2 separate regions of the Homo sapiens genome follow, and region 1 is linked to region 2. Evidence: chromatin contacts called from ENCODE Hi-C or POLR2A ChIA-PET data. All regions are on one chromosome and are shown on one strand. Each heading gives the region's core, a stretch centred on a gene start or an enhancer-like site at or near the end of the contact. The rest is flanking DNA. Distances are from core to core; before and after follow the strand shown. Region 1 has its middle 9.9 kb from the start of RTP1. Region 2 overlaps ST6GAL1 (ST6 beta-galactoside alpha-2,6-sialyltransferase 1).

Region 1 (4,885 bases), core at 488-2,987, 210 kb after region 2:
CGCCATCGCATCCCCTGTGACTTGCACGTATACATCCAGATGGCCTGAAGTAACTGAAGATCCACAAAAGAAGTAAAAACAGCCTTAACTGATGACATTCCACCATTGTGATTTGTTCCTGCCCCACCCTAACTGATCAATGTACTTTGTAATCTCCCCCACCCTTAAGAAGGTACTTTGTAGTCTCCCCCACCCTTAAGAAGGTTCTTTGTAATTCTCCCCACCCTTGAGAATGTACTTTGTGAGATCCACCCCTGCCCACCAGAGAGCAACCCCCTTTGACTGTAATTTTCCATTACCTTCCCAAATCCTATCAAACGGCCCCACCCCTATCTCCCTTCGCTGACTCTCTTTTCGGACTCAGCCCGCCTGCACCCAGGTGAAATAAACAGCCATGTTGCTCACACAAAGCCTGTTTGGTGGTCTCTTCACACGGACGCGCATGAAAGTGGAAAAACAAGAGCCTATCATAGGGTTGATATCAGAAGAAAATGTAAATCTTTAGCAGGGTACCTGCTTGGCATATAGTAAGTGCTCATTAAGTGCTAGCAATCCTTATAAATGCTGTGGTATGGAAAATGTGGGCTGCTAAAGAGAGTATAGAAACTTGCCTCCTCCTCAGCCCAAGTATAGGAGAGAATAGGAGAGAAGAACACCAGGCTGGATAAAAGAATGCGCCATGAAGAGGGGAATGAGACATTTTAGGTAGAAGAAAGAGCAAGAACAAAGAAATGGAGGTGGGATTATGCAGCCTTTTGTGGGAAAGGAAAAGCATCCGCTATGTCTGTTGAGAAACGCTCAGGTGGTAGGAGCTGTGCTTTGCAAGTTAAATGAGACCAGATCATGGGTTGGAACTTGAGTGCCTCGCTGAGCAGTTCACCCAGTGGGGCAGCCCTACAGTGTGAGAGCAGGGCTTGATTTCCATGGTTACATGCTTTTTTTTTTTCTTTTTTGTGTAGGTCCTGCTGAGTTTACTTGGAATCAGGAAATATTGGAGGACATATAGATTCGGGTAAAGGTATAGCCAAGAACTGTCTAGATCAGGGAGTGGTTATAACTTTGGACATTACAAAACTGGAGGAGGCTTGTAGATAGCCATCATTTCATATTTATTCTGAAAATATTTAATAAGGAAAATTTATGAGCACAGCAATACTCCTTCATGGGGAAAATAGAAAGTAGCTCCTTATATATGTTTCTGAGTATCTAAGAGGTTTGGGAGAGGGTCATTTTGCCTTTACCAAAGCTATAGGTGTTTCATGTAATTGTGACCCACAAATTGCTAGAGCAGGAAGGAAACTTTGAGATCAGGTAATATGGTTCTACTGATTTTAAGTACACAGAAATGTAGAAGCAGAGAGGCCACGTTCTTTGGTCACATGGCAAGTCTCAGCAGTGACAGAATGCAGACCTGTCATTTCTCCCTTTCTTGTTCTTTCCACACAGGTCTTGCTAATACTATCTCTCTCCTATAGTTTCTGAGAGTTATCAATGTAGAATGTATTAACTGAGTTTCATATTTACGCCTGAGACAGACCTGCATAGATATACAGGGGTATAGGTCACCATTTTATCACACCAGATGTCAGCTGCTTTCAGAAGCATGGGTCCAAGATGCCTGAAATACCAGTCAGTCAAACAACGGCAAGAAGTTAAAATAGTAAAGGTAGTGCTAAACCAAAAAGGCTACGGATGCCAAAGCCCTTAGACTAGCCAGCCTTGTTAGCTGCCATGTAAGGCAACACCAGGGTCAGTATGACTCATGAGTTTATTCTGGTGCAGACTTGGCCGGTTCTGGGCTGGAGTGTTTATTTGAGGGCCTTCTGAATCTGTTCCCCATGGGTTTACAGATAAGGAGCTTTAGGCCCCTTGGCCTCCTACTTGGTATGAAAGTCATCTCTCTTCCTGAGCAGGGCTTGGCTCCTGGAAGCTGAGAGAGGTGCACCTCCTGGAGCTGCTGCCTCAGACAGCCTGCAATAAGACTGACCTCACACCTGCCCTGCTGGCCAGCCTCTCGGTCCTGGGACATTGCCCATTCTAGCCTCAGGGCTCACCTTTCCTACTTCTCTTTCAGGCTGTGTCTGGCACTAACCATCCTGCCACCCCTAACCACAAGGTGAGGCGTAGCCTATACCCAGCTCAAGGGAAGGGCCTCCCTCCAGGATATGTAGATCAGGGCTCTTTCTTACTGGAACTTCTCTCTGTGATTCATACAGGAGTTAATCTAGGTCAAGAATTGTGTCCCAGGGAAGTAAATATCTGCTCTGGGACACCAAAGAGAGAATCTGCAGTTTGAGGATTCTTGGTTCCTTAGTGGCTAACAAGTGAGGACTCCCTTAGCCCTCTTCTCCTGAATGAGGTCTACAAAGGAATTAACTTAGATCCTTGAGAGACCAACATTGGCTTTCAAGAGAAAGTGAGAACAGTTTTTGATAAAGTAATGGACTTCACAACTGATGTGACTAGTAGTGAAGGATGCACCTGGTTGTTTCACTGCCTTTTGTCCTGTTTGCCTGATGTACATGACTTTCCAATTTCATTCACCCATGTCAAATTATCACAACCCCCAAATTCCGTGGAAACTTATAAATTAACCTCCAAAGCAAAGCCAATCAAAAGTTGAGGCCTTAGAAAAATGACAATTCTTTTGACCTGAGAAGCCAGGCTTCTAGATAATAGACCTATGTATTGTGCTAATTACCTACTCTTATGTGTTCCCTGAGTATTTCAAATATAGACATTCATTGGTAAGTATATGTGAGGCTGTAAGAGGAACATTTTTGAACTGTTTTACATATGTAAGTTTATTATTACAATGATAGGAACAGTATGGAAAAATTCAGACCCCAGAAGATTAAACTAGAAGTCCACAGCTACAAGGAGCAAGGACATGAGTTCACTGTTTTGAAAGCAAAAATTTAGGAGAGAACAATGATGGTTAATTTCATGTGTCACTTTGACAGGTCCATGGGGTGCAGATATTTGGTTAAACATTATTTCTGGTGTGTCTCTGTGAAGTGTTTCCAAATGAGATTAGCATTTGAATCTGTAGACTGAGGAAAGTAGATTGCCCTCCTCAGTGTAGGTGGGGCATCATCCAATCTGTTGAGGGATAGAATAGAACAAAATGGCAGAGGAAGGAAGAATTCACTCTTTTGCCTGATTACCTGAACTGGGACATCTCTTGAACTGTAACCTACACCATTGGTCCTCTGGGTTCTCAAGCTTTTTGACTTGAACTGTAGCTACACCACCAGCTTTCCTAGGTCTTCAGCTCACAGAGGGGAGATCATGGGCTTTTCAGTCCTTATAATTATGTGAGCCAATCCCTTATACTCTCTCTCTCTCTCTCTCTCTCTCTCTCTCTTTTTCCTATTGGTTCTGTTTCTCTGGAGAATTCTGACTAATGCAGTAAGCAAAAGAAAAATGCTTATTTATTTACTTTCTATTATGGAAAGTTTCAATATACAAAAATACATAGAATAGTATAATAAATGTCCATGTATCTACTACTCACCCTCAACGTTACCAACTCATGGTCAATCATATTTCATCTACACCCCTACCCATATTATTTGAAGGAAATCTCAGATATTGGGTTAAAGAAAATGTTTTAGAAGACATATAACTGATGGTTACTGAAGCTGGGTGATGGGCACATGGAGTTTCATTGTCTGTTTTGCTTTTCTATGTGCTTGAAAGTTTCCATAATATTCAGATTAACAAATAGAGATTGTTTTGCCATTATGGAAAATTATGTCAGAGAGTAGAATAAATAGTGCTCTGTCTTTCTCCTAAAGTTGCATTTCAGCTCATTACAAGGTATTCTTTAAAAAAGCTTTCATGTTTAAAGACTAAAACAAGCCAGTGGTGTTCTGCCAATGCAGAATTTCACAACTTATAAACATAGGCTTTAATAGTGGTAACAATAAAACCACAACACCCCTTTCACTTCCCAAAAGTAGTCAATATTAACTGCCTGCTTACTGTGGGCTGGCACGTTGTTAAGTGCTTTCTATTGCAAGGCACAGAGAGTCAAGGTTTTGAAAGTGAGATGGTGGCACTCAGTAAAGAAGAGCTTCTTAATAGCCAGGGGTTAGAGAGTGCTGCTATCACTGGATAACGAGCTCCACATCACTGGAAATGTTCACATTCAGGCTAGGTAACTGCTTGGCTCTCAATAGGCATTGGTTATTACTTCAATTTCAGAGGCAACCCTAATCCCAGATCACTGGGTCTGTCTAAAGATAGACAGTGAAGTCTCCTCATTCTATATGAAGAACCATCTTCTCACTAAATTAAAATCTGATTATTTTATACCTATTTATGTCTTCATATGAAATGTCTCAGAGTCACTGGCACATCTGATTAGGATTAGACTAGATAATTTCCAAGATCCCTTTTACTCCATAATTCTGTTCTATACATCTTTGTATTTTCAGGTCATATGGTAGAGACTCAGCCAAAGTGACTGAATGCAAATGTGATTCAGGTTTATTCTGTGGCCACTGTGAAATACACATCTGCTGTCCAGAGCGGTTTCCTCTCATTTGCAAAAGAGAGGACCAAGTTTTCTTGTTTTATTGCTTTTCTTGGAAAGATCATGCTCAGAAGGAGGGCAAGTGTGCATCAGAATGGATTTTTTTCTACTCCTTCCTCCACTTTCTTTCTTTCTTTTTACCCTAGTGAGTAGAGGTCTTTGATATAATAGAATAAAGGGACATAAACTTTGTTAGCATAGTAAGAAATGACAGCTATGCAATGGAATGTGGTCAGTATTAGTGGGAGAAAGGTTATTAGCTTATAGATACTCTACACCGAAGGTTGAAGCAAGGTCCTGAAGAGAAAGTAGAAGAGCAGAAGAGATCAAAGAGAAGACCTAGAA
Region 2 (4,731 bases), core at 1,389-3,888:
GGTTTCTGCTTTCTACCCTGTAACTCTTATTGGAAGGCAAGGCAAAGGCCTTCTTTTGCAATACCTGGTATTGCAGTGAATTATTGACTGAGCAGACAGAGAGACGTGTCCTCGCCAACATCTACAAATAGCTCTGGGCTTTGGCAGGCCTGGATGCAGGATCTTGGAAAAGAGGAGCGTGGGTCTGCTGTTTACAGTGCAAAGATTTGACAGGTGAAATTGGGGCGAGGGTGCGCTGAGGGAGGAAAGGAGTGCAGGCAACGTCAGGGCCGGTGGCCAGGGTGAATCCAGGGAAGCGGGTGCCTGTGTGCACGGTGGGTGTTGCTTGGAGGCTGGGGAGTGAGTGGGAGTATGGCCTTGTATACTAGACTGAGAGGCATTTGCACTTAATGGAGTAAACATGGAAGATGCAATTTCAGTGTCTGAGGAGGAGCTTAATGATTCAGAGCTGGACTTCAGGAGATTAATCTTTTGTGAGAAGATAAGCAAGGGATGGGTTGGGAGACTGTTGTGAGGGTCCTAGTATTAGATGATGTGGACTTGACTTGGACAGGGGCATTGAGGCAAGGAAAGAAGAAGTGCAGGGGAGAGAAAGTTCTGCCAGGTGATGGGGAGTGATTCTTCTCTGTCCCTGAGGTTCGTACCTGCCTGGCCATCTGCCTTTTGCTGTTCAACCAGTCTCCCTCTGCCTGTCCACAACTGAACTTCCCCACAGTGTGTTCTTCCATGGCCTCTTTGTACTCTCCCATCCACTTCTTCCCTCTTGTTCTACTTCTCTTGCCCAGGAGGAAGGAGAGGATCCAGCGAAAGAGATGGAGAGAAACAGAACACTGTACCCATGAAAGGCAGTGCCAGGGCAGGCAGTGGAGAGAGACTTCCAGAGAGGGTGGCTGGCTGTGCCAAACGCCACAGAAGTGAGTGAGGCTGGCACTGAAGGAGGTCTGGGGGACTCACGATTGGGACTAGGGTGAGACCTCCCTTACCTCATCCCAATCCTGGCCCTGGGAGGAACTGGGGACCTCGGAGAAAGCATTAGTTTACAACAAACTGGACCAAGTGTGGGACTGTTTCTTCTGAGGACAGCCTCCCAGCCTCCCATAGGAAACTGCCTGCAACTGCTCGGGACCCACTGGTCTCCTTCTTCCCCACCCCAAGACAGCCCCTCAGGGTCTCCACGGGCTCGCTAGAGTTCCTGCACACAGTTTCAAGACCACAGATCAAACTCACCTCCCTGCATCCTACCACAGAGAACTCTGAGACCCAGCAAAGTACCTGACTTGTCCAAGGTCATCCAGTGAGGTGTGACCTTGTGGGTCTTTCCTTTGCTTTCCTTTGATTTCTCATCTTCAGTTGGTTTACGCTCTCCTTTTATTCACCTCCCCCAACCTTCCCCTCCTCCGTAAGAATTGGAAACAGAGAGTTGATAGTTGAGGTCTGATTTATAGCTGAGGATTGAGGTCAAATTTGTAGCTGAAGATTGAAGTCCATTTACTGAGTGCCTACTTCTACCAAGCATTGTTTTAGAGGTGTTTACATACATCATTTTATTTCATTCTTTTTTTTTTTATTTGAGATAGCGTCTTGCTCTGTTGCCTAGGCTGGAATGCAGTGGCACTATCTCGGCTCACTGCAACCTCCATCTCCCGGGTTCAAGCGCTTCTCCTGCTTCAGCCTCCCAAGTAGCTGGAACTACAGGCATGTGCCCCCACACCCGGCTATTTTTTACATTTTTGGTAGAGACAGGGTTTCACCATGTTAGCCAGGCTGGCCTCAAACTCCTGACCTCAAGTGATCCACCTAGTTTGGCTTCCCAAAGTGCTGAGATTACAGGCATGAGCCACTGTGCCCGGCCTTAATTCTTATAAGACCCTTTCAAAGTAGGTGTCATTACCCTATTTTCCTGATGAAGAAATAGAGGCTCCTAGAGACTGAATGGCTTGCTTACCTTTGTATAGTTACTAACTGGTGCTGCTGGTTTATATTCTCTCCCCACGCATGTATTTCTTCAGTCACTCATATTTACCTAGTGCTTTAATGCCAGGCACTGTTTTAGGTGCTGATACCATATGAATAAAGGACACAAAAATCCTGCCAAGACCTTCTCCATTTGTGGCTTGCTTGCCAGAGGAGATCGGCTTGTTCTTTATAAAGTCTCCTGTGCTAGATGTCTCAGGGCTGGGTATAGCAGCTGCTGTGTTTATTGGCTATTGCTGAGATGAAATTCATGACCCGATTTGCTCCTCAGCCAGCAAGGCATGTGGACTTCTTTCTGTCTGCTTCCGGGGGTCTCTGAAGCCTTCTGCTGAAACTGCCCCTAGGCGAGATAGTTTATTCTGTAAGGAGTGTGACTGTGGCTCCCTCCCCCACGGCTTCTCCCCCATTTCTTTGCTTTTATCACCAGCGGTTTCCCTTAGCCACCACCGCTAGCAGAACCCTGATTTAGTTCCACGATTTAGCCCTGATAAAGGCGAGCTATTTTGGCTTCCTCTGCCCTAAGCCCCAGGGAGAATTTGGACTCAGTGTTTTCACTTGTCATTTTAGACTGTTGGCCAGAGTTTGCGGAAGAAGGCCTGTATTATTAATGCCCTTGCCGGGAACAGCTGCACCCTGCCAGGTTGTCATGTGAGACCTCTGAAAAGCTCAGAGCTACAAGGCCCACAGCTCTCCTGGGCCCACTGGGTCAGGTGGGAAATATGATCCTACAGAAACTGCAGGCAGCCAAGGAGGGCGGAAGGCAACTTGGAAGGAACTGATCAGTCTCACGCAGGAGACACAGCCGTCCTCTGAGCGCCTCAGGAGGGCTAATTCCATCCCGTGCCTCCAGGGGCCTGCTGTATTTGAAGATCTTTTAGCCTGAGGGATTTTATCACATCATATAAAAGACACATAAAATAAAAATGAAGATATTAATAATCAGTTTAATAATATTTAGAGAGCCATTATTCCTTGTAGTGGTCACTATCCTCATCACTTGAAATAGTTTTAATTTTCAGTACAAGCCTTTGAAGTGAATGGGACTTGTTATTGCCATTTAATAGATAAGAAAACAGTCTCGGCCGGGCGTGGTGGCTCATGCCTGTAATCCCAGCACTTTGGGAGGCCAAGGTGGGAGGATCACCTGAGGTCAGGAGTTCGAGACCAGCCTGGCCATGGTGAAACCCCATCTTTACTAAAAATACAAAAATTAGCCAGGCGTGGTGGCGCACACCTGTAATCCCAGCTACTTGGGAGGCTGAGGCTAGAGAATCGCTTGAACCCAGGAGGCAGAGGTTGCAGTGAGCTGAGATCATGCCACTGCACTCCAGCCTGGGTGACAGAGCGAGACTCCGTGTCAAAATAAAAATAAAAGAAAAAAGAAAAAACAGTCTCAGAGAGGTTAAGGGAATTACCCAAGGTTATGCCAGGTAGTAAAGGTAGAGGTGGAATTTGAACATAGTCTATCTAGCTGGAAGCTCCTGCCCCTTTCAGGATGCTGTGAGCCACTAGACACATCATATTTCTCTGACTCCTCCTCAGTTTATCTGTGCAGTTGGTTCCCACTCCTCTCTCTCCACGTTACTCTGTTAACAGCTTCTGGAGCCTGGTGTTCCAGGAGGGACTTGACCAGAGTTCACTATCTGCTGAGCCAGGGGTTAGCTGGGTGGATGGTGGGGCTGCAGGCCAGACCAGGAGCCAGAAAAGATGGTCTCTGGCACCCTTTCCTTTATTCACGGAAATGGCCCCTCTTCACCTCTTCGTGCTCCATCAAAGCTCCTTTTTAGTGCTGGGAGCACACCACGGAGTTTAGAGAAAACAATCTAATAATGTTATTTGCTTGCTTAGAAAACCTCCACCAGTCCCAGTTGCTTGCAGGATAAATTGGGACTAGAAATACCTCTGTCTGGAGCAGATGTCCTGTCGAAGACCATTTCTCATCACTGCAGCCCTTATACCCTGTCCCACCTCACAGCTTCTCCCCATCCCTGAACACAATGGGCCACTTTCATGACTGAGCCTTTGCACTGCTATTCTCTGTTGGGCATGCCTTGCTCTGCTTGGTGAACTCCTGTTCAAACTTCAAAACCCAGGATGAACTTTACCTTTTCTGACTTCTGACTTCCTCTAGTAGAGTTGGCACCACCTCCTCGGCCCTTAGTTTTTAATGCTTTACATGATTTTCCACCCACTAGTTTATGGTCTTTTCTCTAAGACCTCAGCAGCAGGAGCTGGGCCCTATTTATTTCTGTATCATCTGTATTTGGGGCATATTTGTGTGAACAAATGAATGAGGGCTCATTGTAAAACAAACTGTATATAAAGTGTGAGTCACAGGTGGCCCCACTTTAACTGAAATGTTAGGTTAGGTTGGGGGAATTCAGAGAAAGGAGAGGTGATACCCTGAGGCCTAGCGTTATTGATTAGTTGACCAGTGAGCTATGCACTCTGCCTGGAGCATTACTGCAAATGAGCCTAGGACCTATTGAGAGAAGGTCCCAGGGGTGAAGTAACAGTGGGAGGCCTTACAGTTGGGAAGTGAAGCTTAGGTCTTCCCTGTTCTCCAGGCCAGACTCAAACTCTGTGCCTGATCTGCTTCCCAAGAGAGGAACTCCTTGGGCAGACCTGGAGAAAAAGTGGGGATTTTGGATGGTCCCCAAAGGAGGGTAGGGGTAGAAGAGGAGTCGAAACAGAGACAGGAGGAAGTCCAAGACAAACTTTCCTTCCTTAATACATAGTGCTCGGGGGCATCCTTCT

What was found. A loop is a pair of places that touch in the nucleus more often than their neighbours do. ChIA-PET counts read pairs that join two places held with the same protein, here RNA polymerase II (POLR2A).
Region 1: a loop to region 2 is called in a map of aorta, with 4 times the contacts of the local background. The contact joins two enhancer-like sites. A Hi-C loop is called at or near these places in 1 of 168 maps with a recorded cell type or tissue (aorta). POLR2A ChIA-PET finds 5 or more read pairs at or near these places in 2 of 52 experiments (A673 and OCI-LY7).

The regions. Positions count from the first base shown.
Region 1 is chr3:187,185,179-187,190,063 of GRCh38, forward strand. No RefSeq gene overlaps it. Among named protein-coding and RNA genes, the nearest start is that of RTP1, 9.9 kb to the right of the region's middle. RefSeq lists an enhancer at 129-1,128. Within about 2 kb of position 1,738, at least 15 of the 41 ENCODE cell types and tissues checked have a DNase peak (open chromatin) inside an H3K27ac peak, as active enhancers do.
Region 2 is chr3:186,974,878-186,979,608 of GRCh38, forward strand. All of the region lies in intron 2 of ST6GAL1 (ST6 beta-galactoside alpha-2,6-sialyltransferase 1), which reads left to right. Among named protein-coding and RNA genes, the nearest start is that of ST6GAL1, 47 kb to the left of the region's middle. RefSeq lists an enhancer at 622-1,503. Within about 2 kb of position 2,639, at least 22 of the 41 ENCODE cell types and tissues checked have a DNase peak (open chromatin) inside an H3K27ac peak, as active enhancers do.